3 separate regions of the Mus musculus genome follow, and all the other regions are linked to region 1. The links are chromatin contacts, found by Hi-C or POLR2A ChIA-PET in ENCODE. All regions are on one chromosome and are shown on one strand. The core of a region is the stretch at or near the end of the contact, and the rest is flanking DNA. Distances in the headings are between cores, read along the strand shown.

Region 1 (4,052 bases), core at 817-3,316:
CACCAACACACACACACACACACACACACACACACACACACACACCACCGCCACCATCCTCCGCGGAGGCTGCAACTAGAGAAGCAAAGTTAGAAGGACCTTGGTCAAACTGGTCTCGATCCTGGGATTTTCTGGGCAATTGGAGGCCACAATTTAGATAGTTTCCGGAATCGATGTCCCTTAAAGACCAGCGCCTGGACTCTACTGAGTAAACTCCCATTTCAACTTCCTCCTCTTCCTCTATTTGAACAACGTGTATCATTAAATTATAAAATTGTTGTTGTTGTTGTTGTTGTTTCAAAAATTAACTTTATTGGGGGAGGGGCAGTTGCCCGAGGACAACTTGTGAGAACCAGGTTTTGCCTTCCACACTTAGGGGTCCCTGGAATGGAACTTATGTCAATACACTAGGCAGCAAGGGGCAGCCGCTTTTTATCTTTTATCTTTTACACTGAGACCCAGAGGACAGCTTCTTCAACGTCGCGTAGTAAATTTATCCTAGAGCTCAAGCCCACACGGGTTGCCCAGTTGCCCGGCCGTCAGGACCACTGCAGGGACTGAACAGTAGAAGGCAGAAGCAGGTGGCCCGTGTTTCGCCCTCCGTGGGAGACACTGACTGACTGCAGGCATAGTGACTGCGGGGGAAGACTGCAACTCTCAAAGTCCCCACTTCCTGTCCTTGCCTAGAGGGAGGAGGGGGGAGTCCCAGGCAGGGCCTTGGAAACCCTGACTAATGGGCAGGAGCCTCTGCGGGACTCCGCCCAGAGTTGGTTGCTGTCAGCTTCAGGGAGCTACTGAGAGGGAAAATTACTCACGTGGGAGGGAGGGATTGTTTTTAAGTAGAGGCAGATGGTAGAGAGGTGGGACTCGAAGGAAAGTGCACAACACTTTGTGGCCGGCAATATGTATTATTTGCAATATCTGGGGTCCTACTGTGTGCCAGCCACTCCTTTTCTCTTGCACCATCTACTCTCTCTGCATGAGCTGGAGAGATGGGAACCAACTTGCGTTCCACTTTGCAGATGAAGATAATGGGGCTCTAGGAGATGGAGATGCTTGCCCAGGGTAGCCAGTAAGGAAATCCCAAGCGTTCACTTCACACTTACCTGCAGGCTTCCTTCTTCAGCCTGGATTGTGTTCCTCGGCCTTCTAGGTCATCAAACCCTAGCCCTTTCTTCTCTAAGATTCCCTAGACAGGCAGGCCAGCTGTTGTGCTGGACTTGATCTCTTTACTCTAGCCAATAAAAACAAGGAAGAGAGACAAGAGCCACGAAGGGACACTTGGTATACCCATCCCCTTGCATACTCCCAAGACAACCACACACCTTAAAGTTCCACAGCAGGAACAGAAAGAAGACTGTGAGGTTCCAGGTCAGGGGCATTTCAGCACCAACTGGAGGGCAGAGAGATCTTGCCAGTTCTTCACGTTCCTGCTCAGAAATTAGCCTAAGCTTAGGACTCCAGCTATACTACTGTAGAAATTTAGGCTCTCCATGCCCGCTATTCCAGTATTCAGGGGGCTGAGACTGGAGGATAATGAGTTTGAAACCAGCCTGGGCTAACCAAGAGACTTGTCAAAAGCAAGAACAAAATACCCACATCAGATTCTCCTTCTCCAGTCAAATGTAGTGAGCATCGAAGTTTATCATCAATGTCTAGAAACACTCTCAAGGTCAGGCACAAGGGTATCTGCCCACATACTAATCTTTGAAGGTGGAGACAAACAGGTCGGAAGTAGCAGACTAACTTGGACTACATCATGAGATCTTGTCTCAAAACCAGTCAGGCATTGCTGGTGCTACCTTTAATCCCAGCAGCACCTGACTCTTCAGAGGAGAGGGGTCCCCAGCTGAACTGTGGGCTCTGTGGTATCTCATCCATTCCACAGAGGAGCTGGGGAAATGGAAGGAGAGTTAACATCCCAGAGACCCTAAGGAGCTAGATTTGGTAAAGACATGATGGCTCCTTTGGACTTATGGCTCACAAGGATGATGTCACAATAGGTTTGGAGGTGTGGCTCCTCCCTTTAAGCTAAGATAAAGAAGTTCTTGCTCACATTCCCTTCCCTTCTACTCCGAGTGGATAGGATGGAGTGGCATGGGCATGTCCCGTGGCCTGTCAGCCACTGGCCAAGTGACTTTGGAGGTCTGTCTCATGGACAGACATGAGCAGAAATAATCTCAACCCCAAATCTATACAGAAGTACTGGTTAGAAGTGTGTGTGCGTGCGTGTGTGCGTGTTCCTGTGCATGTGTGTGTGTGTGTGTTCAAGGAAGAAAGCCCCACTATGGCTTAGTAAGGCTCTCTGTAAGCGTCCCTGACGTGCCAGGTACAAACAAAGGTAATGGTAGCCATCGGAGGAGAGAGGGACTGAGGGGACTGATTCAAAGCATCTGTCAAAGTGATGAATGGTCCAGGCTTGGGCCTTGAGTCACCTAACTGGTAGAGTTTTTGTCAGGCAGAGGGGACTGAGAGCCAGGTGTAGCCTCACAAATCTGTGATCCAGCACTTGGAAGACTGCATCAGTCAGGGGAATTGAGAGTTTGAAGCCAGCTTGGACTACATAGTGAGACACTGCCTCAGAAAAAAAAAAAAAGCTAGGGGGGTTTGTCACTATATTCTAAGTGGCAAGATTGCCATCCAAATAGTCCAGCGTTGGTAGGCCTAAGGCCTAAATCTGGGGTGAGAGTGTGAGCTAGGGAAGGAATTTGGTTCTTCCCCAACCCTGAATCTGTCAATCCTGGATTCTCTTGATATGAGGTTCCTACCATCCCCCCCCCTTTTTTTAAGAGGAAAGATGGGTGAATTCTATCTTCAGTCCTATGTCCAAGATCTCATCATTGGAAGATATTTGGAACAAAATAAAACTTGAGGAAGAGGAGGAAGAAGAAGAAACAGGGAAGGAGAATGTAGACCAAGAGCAAGAGAAAGAAGAACAAAACAGGTGTGTTGAGACACAGCGCCTTCCTTCTTCCTCCTGTCCCTCCCGGCTCTGGAGAGCCTCACTCTATGACCATATCGGTCCGCTGCCCCTCTATCTCCACTCCCTGACTCCACTCTTCCTTCCTTTTGCTCAGGATCAAGGCCCTTCTTGGAGTACCCAAGCAGAACTCAGTGTGGGGCCTGATGGCTTGGCCCAGGCCCTCCCCAGAGCAAGCCCAGTGGTGGGAAGATTTCTCCCTGCCCTCACTCCGTGGAACCTGCCTCTGCGGCTGCAGATTGAGCTCAAAGATGAGGCTCCACCCCCTACCCTCCATGACTTCCTGCCCCACCCCTAAAACCTTGCCCTCATTGGGATCTAGAGAAGAGTCTAGCTGGCTAAGAAACCAGCCTCTGATGGAGCCTCTATCAGCGTCCAGATTGAAGATGCCCAAAGCAGTTCCCAGACTTCCACCCAAGGTCTCCCCTAAGAGATCTACTATGCCCAAGACAGGGCAACAGCAGACCGCAATGTCAATGTGGCCTCCGGTTATTATCAACCCTCCCTCCAAGAGCTCTGCTCTTAAGGGACAACACACACCCTCTGCCAAAGAGGTCACCCACACCCCAGGTGCCTGGGGCAACCCTTTGCCTCATCTTCCTTCAAAATAAATATTTTTTTGTTACACCAGCAACAGTCTAACACAGTTCTAGGCACTTTGAGATGTATTAGCTCATGAAATCTTCACGATATTTCTAAAAGATTGAAACATAGGTCAGGTTCCTCCCTCCCTCCCTCCCGGGTCTCTTGTTGCCCAGACTGATGTCAAACTCGCTATGTAGCCAAGAAAGACCTGGAACCTCTAATCCTCCTGCCTCTCTCTGGAGTACTTGGGCTACAGGCAATGCCCAGTGTACAGTCTGAGCTACAGTCTTAGCTTTTTGTTCACATCGCTTAGCACAGAGATTTCACTCTCATTTACTTTATTATTTAAGTCATTATGGACTCGGGGATATTTATAATACACTTGGAGTATGTAACGCTGGTGTATTTATTCGGCTGCTCAAGTTGTTCCTATTCTGGTCAAGGGGGCTTCTGCTGTTGTATCCTGTGTCCCTTTGGCATACGACTG
Region 2 (4,889 bases), core at 685-3,184, 110 kb after region 1:
TCTTCAGACACACCAGAAGAGGGCATCGGATCCCATTACAGATGGTTGTGAGCCATGTGGTTGCTGGGAATTGAACTCAGGACCTCTGGAAGAGCAGCCAGTGCTCTTAACCGCCCAAGAGAATACTTTCAAGATGTGGGTCCCAGGGTCCAACTTTAGGGAATTGATAGGTGTCTCTATCCATTGAGCAATCTGACCAGCACTGGTTTGGATTTTTGAAACCGGGCCTCTTGTAGCCCAAGCTGGCCTGGAACCCCATCTGTCGTTAAAGATGACCTTGAACTGCTGAACCTTCTGCCCTTACCACCCAAGAGCTGGCCACTACACCTACTGTCATTTGAGTTTCATTTCTACTGGACCGGTCACCATGCAGTCCAAATAAAAGAGCTGGGCTGTGGGCGTGGCTAGGTGGGAGAGCTTGTGTTTAGCACTTCCGGAGGCGATTTGCTCAACGCATCCCGCAACGCAAATACCTAAACAAGCTGCACAGCAGCCCTATCCAGCTTGACATCTGTGTGTCTCCAAATTTCAGCAGGGTCTATGTTTGCCCTCTTTGTGTCTGTCCACTTGCGCAAACAGAGATGCTTCAGAGCTGGGTTGTAACTACCACCTTTCAGCTCCTGGCCCACGGAAAAGGGGCAGAATAGGTGAGCAGAAATTGCTTAAGCTGTTATCTCAGAAACCCGTTTTTGTTGTTGTTGTTGTGTTTTTTTTTTTTTTAAGAGTTTTCTCCAAAATATGTTATCCCCAGGAAACCAGGCCCAGTCCTTACCCAGTTCATCCTCCATGGGGTCTGCCTGCCCTTGGTCACCTGCCTCAAGGTAACCCGAAGCCAACAGGGTCTCCCAGAGTCACTGCCTTCCTGTGCTCAACCCATAACTTCTCTGGGCAGGGTGGGCCAAACACGGAGGGTCCCTGAGGCGTGCCCCTCACCTCTTCACACACCCGAAAGGGAAGATGTTTGGGTAGAGAGTGGGAGGATTTTTTTTCTCTCTCTCTCAGTTCTCCACCAGTCTGAGCCTGGCTCCTGCTACCCAATTTAGTCCTCCCCCTCGGAACCTGGGCCTTTCCGTGCCCGGACTTCCCCCTCCCAACCCAAACACACACCAGCGTCCCCAACCCCACCCCCACCCCCATCCTCACGGTCCCCCTGGGCACAAGCGGTATTCAGGGACGCCAAGTTTTGTTTACAATCTAATTTGTTCAGATAATTGCCTCGACTTTGCTCTGTGCTTGGCCCGCGTGGATCCAGCCTGAAGCCCTTTCTCCATCGGTTCTCACAGCACTTTATAGGAAATTCCCCTTTGCAGACCGAGGCGGCAGCGCGTGCGCGCCGGGATGGGAGAAAAGACTGTTCACAAAGCCCAGAAAGAGCCTCCCCAGCCCCAGCCCCCACACAGTGGGGAGTCAGAGGGAGGCGCGGCAGGGCCCGCGCTGGACGTCGGCTTCGGACTGGGGGGGGGGGGGTCCTGACCACTCCCCGCGCCAGGCGCAGCCCGCCCGAAACCAGTGAACCGTGTGCCAGCAGGACTTGGCCGTACCTCCAGGTTCCAGGAAAAGGCCAGAGTTAATAAAGCCTCCCATCGGATGGGTCCCCAGTCCACTGTGAAACTCTACGGCCTATCGACTTTGGCAGATCGGTAGCCCCACGTCCCCATTTTTTCCTTCCCCAAAGTTTGGTCCACGTGGTCCTCTTCGGCTTGCCGCTGGCCGCCTCTCAGGGGGAAAAGTGGCTGCACCTGCTTTAGGCGAATTATGGTAGCACTAGAAGTTAGTCTCCCCTCCCTCCGCCGCTCGCTCGTTCGCTCCCTCCTCCCTGTCGCTCGGCGCGCTCCCTCCTTCCCTCCACCCCTCCGGTCCCCCCGCCCGGTGTGCCCCGCCCGCGCGCCGATCGCTCGCAGCCACTCGCAGCCGGGGCTCAGTCGCAGCCCCTCGGAGTCCGGAGCCGGTCGCCCCTACGGACCGGACAGTGCCACCAGCTGCCGGGACGGAGCCCCCCAACACGCGATCAGGGCGCGGCGCAGGCGGCCGCGGCGCGGCGGGGAGGAGCCCGGGCCGGAACCAGGGCTGGGCCGGGGGCGGGGACGCCGGGGTCCCGGAGCCCCGGAGCCGGAGCGAGCTCAGGAGCGTCGCCGGAGCCCGGGGAAGGACGATCGGAAGCTGGAGAGAGCCAAGCCATCCTCCAAAGTGCGATGCCCCCAAGGGGCTAAGGCGCGCGGCGATCGGCGCTAGAAAGATCGCTTCGGAGCGCAGGGGCAGCCCCGGCGAGTGGCGGCGGGCCCGGGCTGCGACCCGAGCGAGCCCCATGCCCCGTGCGGGCTGACGGGCCGGAGCCCGCACTGAGCGGCCGGGCCGGACAGGTAGGTGGCCGATTCAGGGACCCCAGGGATCCGGGTGGGGGCTGGGCCGGGGACTCGTCCAACTCCCTAGCTCGCTCACTCTCTCGCCTGCTCCCCGGCTCACTTTGTGTTTGCAAACTGCCCGCCCGAGGCGCGTCGGCCGCCGGAGGAGCCCGGCCCCGGGCCGGAGCACTTTGTTCCAGCTGGGCCGGCCGCGGAGCACTGACCCTGGTGAGTTGAGAGACCCTGCCCCCGGCCCGGGCCCCCAGCCGATCGGAGCTGTCTGGGGAACAGGTGGGGGCTGAGGCGCGGGGCTGGGGGGCAGCGGGAAGCTGGCCGGGGCGGAGGGGGGGCGGCTTGGAGAAGCCACTGAGGCCCGCCCTGCCCCAAGAATCTGGGCTCCGCCCCCTCCTGGCCTCGCTGCTGGGAATGGGGTGTTAGGGGGCGCGACCCCCCCTCCCGGAGTGAGACAAAGAATACTTCCCGGCCCGGACTTTCCTGAGCCGGGAAGGGAAGTGGTGAACTGGGATCCCCCCAAGTCCAGTCTGCACGGGACTCCCCAGGACAAACAGAAAGACTTGAGTCTGTGTGTGTGTGTTGGTGTGTGTGTTGGGGGGGGCAACAATCTCAAACACCTCATCGCCTTGGTTTGTGGAGGTCACACTTCGAAAGTGCTGAGACTAGTCAACCTCCCCCCCCACTCCCGCATCTCTTAATCAGATCTGAGATAAAGCGGAAAACTTCTTGGGGACTTGAGAGAGACTGGTAATGGCCCCTGTGATTTATTTATTTATTTATTTATTTATTTATTTACGTGCGCCGGAGCTGATCGGTGGGGAACTAATCTAGTGGATACCCTCCTCATTCGGACAGAGCTCCTGCGGGGTAGTGTGAGGTTTGAGAGTGAGGGAATAAGGTAACGGAGAGTGGGCCCAAGGCCACCAGAGATGAAGCTGCCGGAGTGAGCAGTGGAGTCCATTCCCCCAGACTGAAGACTCTGGTGACTCGTGAGACAGTCTCCCCAGCGTCCCTCTGGCCCGCGGCCATCCTCCGCGGCGCTCAAATCTTGCACTTTGCTTCTCCGTAAAACTTGTACTTCTTGAGCTTCACTGGAGGAGAACCTGGTGGCACCCGGTGGTGAGGTGTCCTGGGAGACCCGGGGCCGTGGCCACCTGTGTGAAGGAACGTGTGATTTCGTGGGACGCGGATTCTGAGGCAAAGGCTCTAACCATCACAGATTGACCTCCTCCCACCCCCCACCCCCCACCACCCCACCCCGAAACTGAAGCGACCTCGTGAACACTCTGCTATTGCATCCGGCGACTCTGTAGGTTGGGAGGTCGGGGATATCAGCGGGGTTTCTTTCTCTCAGACAGTGCCCCTCTTCTTTGCACCCTGGGCCTCTTGCGCCAACACTGCCCTGTGGGTTTCCAGGTTCCCTTCCTTGGCACCTGGGATTTCAGATATCTGGAGATCAGCGCTTGTGGCGTGCACCCCTGCACCGGTCCGGACCCGGCGGACCGCGGCGCTCTGATCCGAGCTGGGTAGTGGACTTGGGGGCCGGGAGGAACAAACCTGATTCCGAGCCATCGTTTGGCGGTTCCGGAGCAATCCCAGAAGAATTTTGACTAATGCGGGATTTTTTTTAACCTCGAATTTAAAGCGTCTTTGCCCGGGTTGCAGAGCACCCGCCTAGATTGGCAACCGACGGTGTTGGGTCTGTAATTCAGGGTCGGGAGAGAGAATGCAGTTTCAGCGACAGTCGCTGTGGTTTGCCCGAGTGTCCCATGAAAAAAGGAACGGGTGGTCCACGCTGTTCCGCCGCTTCCTGGCGAAGCTTAATCTTCCATCACCCCCTTCCCATCCCCACCCACGTGAATCTCAGTGGGTTGGCCCCATGGCCTAGGTACCCGCCGCACCGGCATTTTAAGCCCCTGGTTGATCTCAACCGGGGAGCCAGGAGGAGGCTCCTGAAGGGGAGCGGTCGGCCTCAGACGACCTCTACCCGCCCCCGCGGAAAACCGCTGTAGGAAGTCTGCAAGCTTTTCTTCTTTCTTTCCTTTTTTCTTTTCTTTTTTCTTTCTTAATTTTTTTTCCCCTCTCCTTAAACTTGAGAAACTTCTTCCTTGCTAGGGTGATTCAGGGACTGTTCTCTGGAGCTTGGAGAGACAGTTCAGTGGCTTGCTGACTCTGAGGTGCTCTGAGATCAGTGTAGACTGCAGTGGACCACCAGTCTAGGCTGTTGGGCAAGGTGGCCTGGGTATCGGGGACTGTTGTGCTCCACCCCACACACACACTCGCTGCAGATCCTGTGCTATCCGAATCTCAGCTTGTGGGGATCACTAAGTGCCTGATTGTTTTGTTATTGGTGTGTTGTGTTGTTTTCTGGGCAAGGAGGGGGAGACTTGAGACATTGTCTCTTCATGTTGCCTAGGCTGGCCCCACCACACTCAGTATGCTTCTTTTGCAGTAGCCTCTGGGATGCTGGGATTACAGGTGTACCACACACACTCCACCACGGCCCCTACCCTACTTCCAGCCTTGGCGGTA
Region 3 (4,889 bases), core at 648-3,147, 64 kb after region 1:
GAGGCTCAAGTTTGGAGACCAAAATATGAGAGGGATGTGGGTGGGGGATGGAAGGGTGTGGGCTGAGTCTGGGATGAAGCACTTTCCTCGTGTGTGTGTGTGTGTGTGTGTGTGTGTGTGTGTGTGTGTGTGTGTAAGCGATCTTGGCTTGCGCCCCCCATCCCCTTCCAATGCTCCCTCTCCTCGGTTGGGGCTGCGTGGTGGCACGCGCGGGCAGGGCGCCCGGGATTCCGCCTGCCCGGGCCGCGGGGCTGTGAGCCTCCTTCCTCCGGGAAGAACCTGCCATTCCCCCGGCGCAGCCCCTGCCCGGCGTGAGGGGGATGGGGGCGCCTCCTTCCTGAGTGAAACCTACGGAATCCGGCAGGAATTCGGGCCTCCCAGATTTAAGAAAACAAACAAAGGAAAGATTGTCAGAGAGGGGCCTCTGAGAGCCGCCCCGGCCGCCGCACTGCCCTCGGCGCTCGCCCCCTGGGCTGCCAGGGCCGCCAGCGGGGGCGGGATGCCGGGTTCCCGGCTCCCACGGGTGGTCTCCATTGGGCTTCCCTGCCTCAGGCCTCTAGCAAATCATCCCCTAGTCTCGGAACTAGTGGAATACCCTCTTCCCCAGCATATAGAAAAGGAGGCGTCCCGACTGTGTGGCTGCCTGCGGGAGGTGAACAAGAAGTCATTTGGGACATCCCTCTGCCTCAGAACAGTCTCACCAGCACGATGTCTAAGGTGTATTGGTGTTTCCAAGCTTGTGTTTGAGGTGAAATGTCCACATTTCAGGTTTGTGTGGGGACAAGGGCATCTCCTTCACCCAGCCAAGATAGGTTCACACTGTGCTGGCGGGCAGACTCAGTCCCAGACTCCGGAAAAATTAGAAAAGGTGAAAATGTGGGAAGAAGAGCCCATGGAATAGAGAGATGGACGTATATTAAGGTCCGCCGCTGGCCACCCGCCACGTTGCTGTCCATCAGTGCTCTTGGTGATGGTGGGTCAATCCGCCGGTTATAGTTGTCTCCAGCTCACAGTCTCTCTCCCTGTCTTCTGCCTCCAGGCAGGGAGGTTCTCCTCGTCTCCGTAGCTAAACCTTACCGAGGCCCGCTCTGACCCTTCCTGAATCTGCCCCTGTCTGTGTTCTTGATCTTCGAAACTCTGAGGTCAAAGTATGTGGGGCGTGTGTGTCTGTGTCTGCCTGCCTGCCTACCTGCCTGCCTGTGTGTCTGTCTGCCTATCTGTGTGTGTATTAGTGTCTCTGTGTCTATTTGTCTGTGTCTGTCTGTCTGCTGCCCGAGTCTCTCTCCCTCTACACTCCCCCCACACCCATTTTGATCAGTCTCCCCACTCCGCCCCCGCCCTAGGTAGCCCAGCGGGCCGGCGTCGTGCCAAGGCCGTCCCGGGCAGGGCCAAGCTGGCGCTGACAGAGCCTCGCGCCCGCGGCCCAATTAGCGCTCGGCGCGGGCGACGCGGCATCTGGAATTGCGCTGCGCTCACGGCCAAGGCCGATTGTTTAGTCTGCGCGGCGGGGCGGGCGGCCCGCGCGGTGGCCCCACATCTGGAGCCGCGGCCAGACGGGCCTGCTGGCGGCTGGCCGGGGTGCGTGTGCATTTTTAACTCTGGGATTTGCTGACAAGTTAAGAAGTCAGAAAGTCAGTGGCGGCGGCGGGAACTGGCGGGGCATGCAGAGAAGGGAGTGGCTGGGGCAGCTGGCCAGCCAGGGTGACTTTTTCTTCCGGGATTGCGTCCCTCCCCTGCCTTTATCTTCCCCTTCTTCTTCATTAATTAAGTGGCTGAATTATCCCCAAATCCCTACACTCCCAGCTGGCAGGAACTCCCTGGAGACCAGCATCTACATTGGGGTGGGGGAGAGCCCTGAGCACGCTGATCTCCCACGGTCTGGGGAAGCACACAGCAAAACAGCGAGGGCTTGGCCATCCGAGAAGTGGCTCTGCAGCTGGACAGCGAAAAGGACCAGAGGCCAACTCTCTCGACCCCTAACAGGACTCTTGGCGCAGCTGCGGGTCCTCCATGTGGAGGATCCAAACTTGAGGAGCGGTTCTCACGATGTCAGCGAGCTTTCCAAGCCTTGCGGACAGGCTTTTGAGTTTTCACTGACTCGTGGAGTAAATATCGGTCACACATTGCGTCAGGCTTAGGGGCCAGAGCTGCATGGCCGGGCATGTGCTTGTCCAGCGAAGTTGACATGTTTAGTAAAGATAAAAGATACTACGTAGAGAGACCGGAAGTCAACAAACTAAACTGTAGATGCCCGTGGAGTCCCAGGAGTGTAGCACAGTTGGTAGAGAGCTTGCCTAGCCTGCTGAAGCTCTCTGGGTTCAATCCTGCACTTGGGAGGTGGAAGGATCTGGGGTTCAAGGTCATCCTTCTTTAGTAAGTGTTAGGCCCTTCAAATACCGAGACCTTGTTACAAAGTGTTGGAAAAAAAAGAAACAAAGGAGCCAATTTCTTCCTTGGTTAGTATGGTGATCCCCGGGACAAGCTTCAGTTTGTACCAACTGGCTGGATCCTCATAATGTCCCAGTGAGGTGCTCCCATGTTCACTGAATTTAACTTTGACTTCAAAATCAGGGATCTTTTTATGTATTTGTGGCACGCATATATATATGCATAGGTGTGAGTGTGTGTGTGTGTGTGTGTGTGTGTGTGTGTGTAGGCCAGAGGGCAGAGCCCATGTCCTCCACTGTTGCTCTCCACTCTTTATGTTTTTACATTCTCAGTACATCTTCCTAGGAGGGCTTGACAGCTTCCAGGGAAAACTTGCCAGCTGGGGAGCCTGGAGATAGATAGATAGATAGATAGATAGATAGATAGATAGATAGATAGATATTTCAGATAGATAATTCACACACACACTCATATATATTATCATGAAAAATGGTCAGATGAGATGGCTCAGGGGGTGAAGATAACCTGAGTTCAATTCCAGGACCCAGAGTTAAGGCAGAAAGAAAGAACCCACTCTACAGAGTTATTCTCTGACCTCTATCTACATAACTGCTCTGGTATGTACGTACACACACACACCAATAATAATACTAATAAATACAAGTTTTTTTGTTTTTTTTTTTTAAAGAAGCAAAGCACTATTGAAATGCCAGTAACAGCGACTTCAGCTGAGACCTGGTGAATACCCATCTGCTGCTGGGAGGAAATTACAAACTCCCTGGATGCCAGTTACCCAAGGTTAGACAACTGGGGTGTTCTTCAAGTCCTTGAAGCTGATCCTCAGATTTCGGACTAGAGAGATGGCTCAGAGGGTAAAGTCCTTGCTGCACAAGTATGAAGATGTGAGTTTAGGTCCCCACACAACCGTTGGCATGGTGTACACACACACACACACACACACACACACACACACACACACACACACACACACCTAGAGCTCCAGAGCTGGGTTTAGGGCAGCCTGGAGGCAGGCAGATAGATCCCAGGGACTTGCTGGTTAGCCAATGTTGTGAAAACAGTGAGTGGTCAGTTCAGTATCAGAAAAAAAGTGAAGGTGGGGCTGCCCTTGCAGAGGACTCTGGCTCAGTTCCCAGCACCCACATGGTAGCTTACAGCCATCTGTAACTCCAGTTCCAGGGGATCTGATGCCCTCTTCTGACCTTCATTGGCACCTGGCATGGATGTGGTGCGCAGACACAGGTGCAAGCTGAACACCCATGCACACAAAATGCATAAATATTAAGAAAGAAAGAATGGAGAGCAATAGAGAAAGACATGGGTGTCTTGTACATATACACATGTAACCGTGCACGTACAAATGCGTGTTACACATTACTTTAAAAAGATCCCTGGTTTTGTAGTCAAAGCTGAATTCAGTGAACATGGGAGCACATCACTGGAAATGAGGGTCCAGCCAGCTACATAGAGATAGATAGATAGATAGATAGATAGATAGATAGATAGATAGATAGATAGATAGATAGATTTCATATAGATAGATAGGTATTTCATATATTTAATAATGGGCCTGTTTTCACTCGGTCATCCTTTAATCTTTACCATATCACAACACGATTGTTTTAAAGACTAAGTCTCGTATAGTGTAGGCTGTCTTCAGACTATGTAGTGAAGGATAACCTTGAACTACTGGTCTTCCTGCCTCTACTTTCCAAGTGCTGGGATGGCAGGTACACCCCACTATGTTGGGTTTATTCAGCACCATGACTTTCTGAATGCTAGGAAGGCACTCTACCAACTGACCTACATCCCAAACCCTGTAAAATATGACTTTTCTTTTCATTTCCACCCCTTAAAACCAAGCTGCTTCAGTACATGCAAGTTCAAGTTTGCTTTATTGTTTTAAGATGCTGTCTCTCAATGTAGCCCAGGCTGTCCTTGAGCTCCTCATCACCTGGCCTCAGCATCTCAAACGCTGGGATGGTGGTTAGATACTGAGAACTGGTACCCTCGAAACTCTTGGTATGAAGGTTTCCACCTTCTTTCTTTTTTTTTTTTTTGTTTTTTTTTGTTTTTGTTTTTTTTTAGATTTATTTATTATTTATTTATGAAAGTACACTGTAGCTGTCCTCAGACACCCCAGAAGAGGGAGTCAGATCTCATTACGGATGGTTGTGAGCCACCATGTGGTTGCTGGGATTTGAACTCCTGACCTTCGGAAGAGCAGTCGGGTGCTCTTACCCATTGAGCTATCTCACCAGCCCCTCCACCTTCTTTCATGTCAGGCTTGGCCTGGATCCTTCTTTCCTTCTTGTCTGTGTCTTTGTTCTTCATGGATATGGACCTCAGTGTCCACTCTTGGTCACTCCCAGGAAATGTGGCTACAGCTTGCCTTTGAGAACAAGGAGCATCTACTGTAGGCTGTGGGGGAGTCTCCTGGTGAGCCAGCCTGCTTTTCTGGTTGTATAGCAAAGCAAACTAAC

Evidence for each region. Hi-C counts contacts between places; a loop is a spot of excess contacts on that map. ChIA-PET counts read pairs that join two places held with the same protein, here RNA polymerase II (POLR2A).
Region 2: a map of left cerebral cortex shows a loop between it and region 1 (2.6-fold over the local background). The contact joins the promoter of Foxp4 here to the promoter of 1700122O11Rik in region 1. A Hi-C loop is called at or near these places in 21 of 37 maps with a recorded cell type or tissue (Patski, T-helper 1 cell, T-helper 17 cell and 6 more). POLR2A ChIA-PET finds 5 or more read pairs at or near these places in 2 of 5 experiments (both embryonic stem cell).
Region 3: a loop to region 1 is called in a map of gastrocnemius, with 2.5 times the contacts of the local background. The contact joins the enhancer-like site here to the promoter of 1700122O11Rik in region 1. A Hi-C loop is called at or near these places in 7 of 37 maps with a recorded cell type or tissue (T-helper 17 cell, T-helper 2 cell, gastrocnemius and 2 more).

The regions. Positions count from the first base shown.
Region 1 is chr17:48,036,307-48,040,358 of GRCm38, reverse strand. 1700122O11Rik (RIKEN cDNA 1700122O11 gene) reads left to right here and starts at 2,066. Exons shown (of 3, transcript NM_029689.1): 1 at 2,066-2,145; 2 at 2,791-2,944; 3 at 3,078-3,614. The coding sequence starts at 2,088. The coding sequence ends at 3,591.
Region 2 is chr17:47,921,677-47,926,565 of GRCm38, reverse strand. It overlaps Foxp4 (forkhead box P4), which reads left to right and starts at 1,934. Exons shown (of 17, transcript NM_001110825.1): 1 at 1,934-2,360. It overlaps Gm46601 (a long non-coding RNA gene), which reads left to right. Exons shown (of 3, transcript XR_003952247.1): 2 at 533-647; 3 at 752-1,092.
Region 3 is chr17:47,970,878-47,975,766 of GRCm38, reverse strand. The region is part of intron 1 of Gm29938 (a long non-coding RNA gene); the gene reads left to right. Among named protein-coding and RNA genes, the nearest start is that of Gm29938, 3.6 kb to the left of the region's middle. Within about 2 kb of position 1,897, at least 2 of the 3 ENCODE cell types and tissues checked have a DNase peak (open chromatin) inside an H3K27ac peak, as active enhancers do; they include gastrocnemius and heart, where a contact is called at or near this core.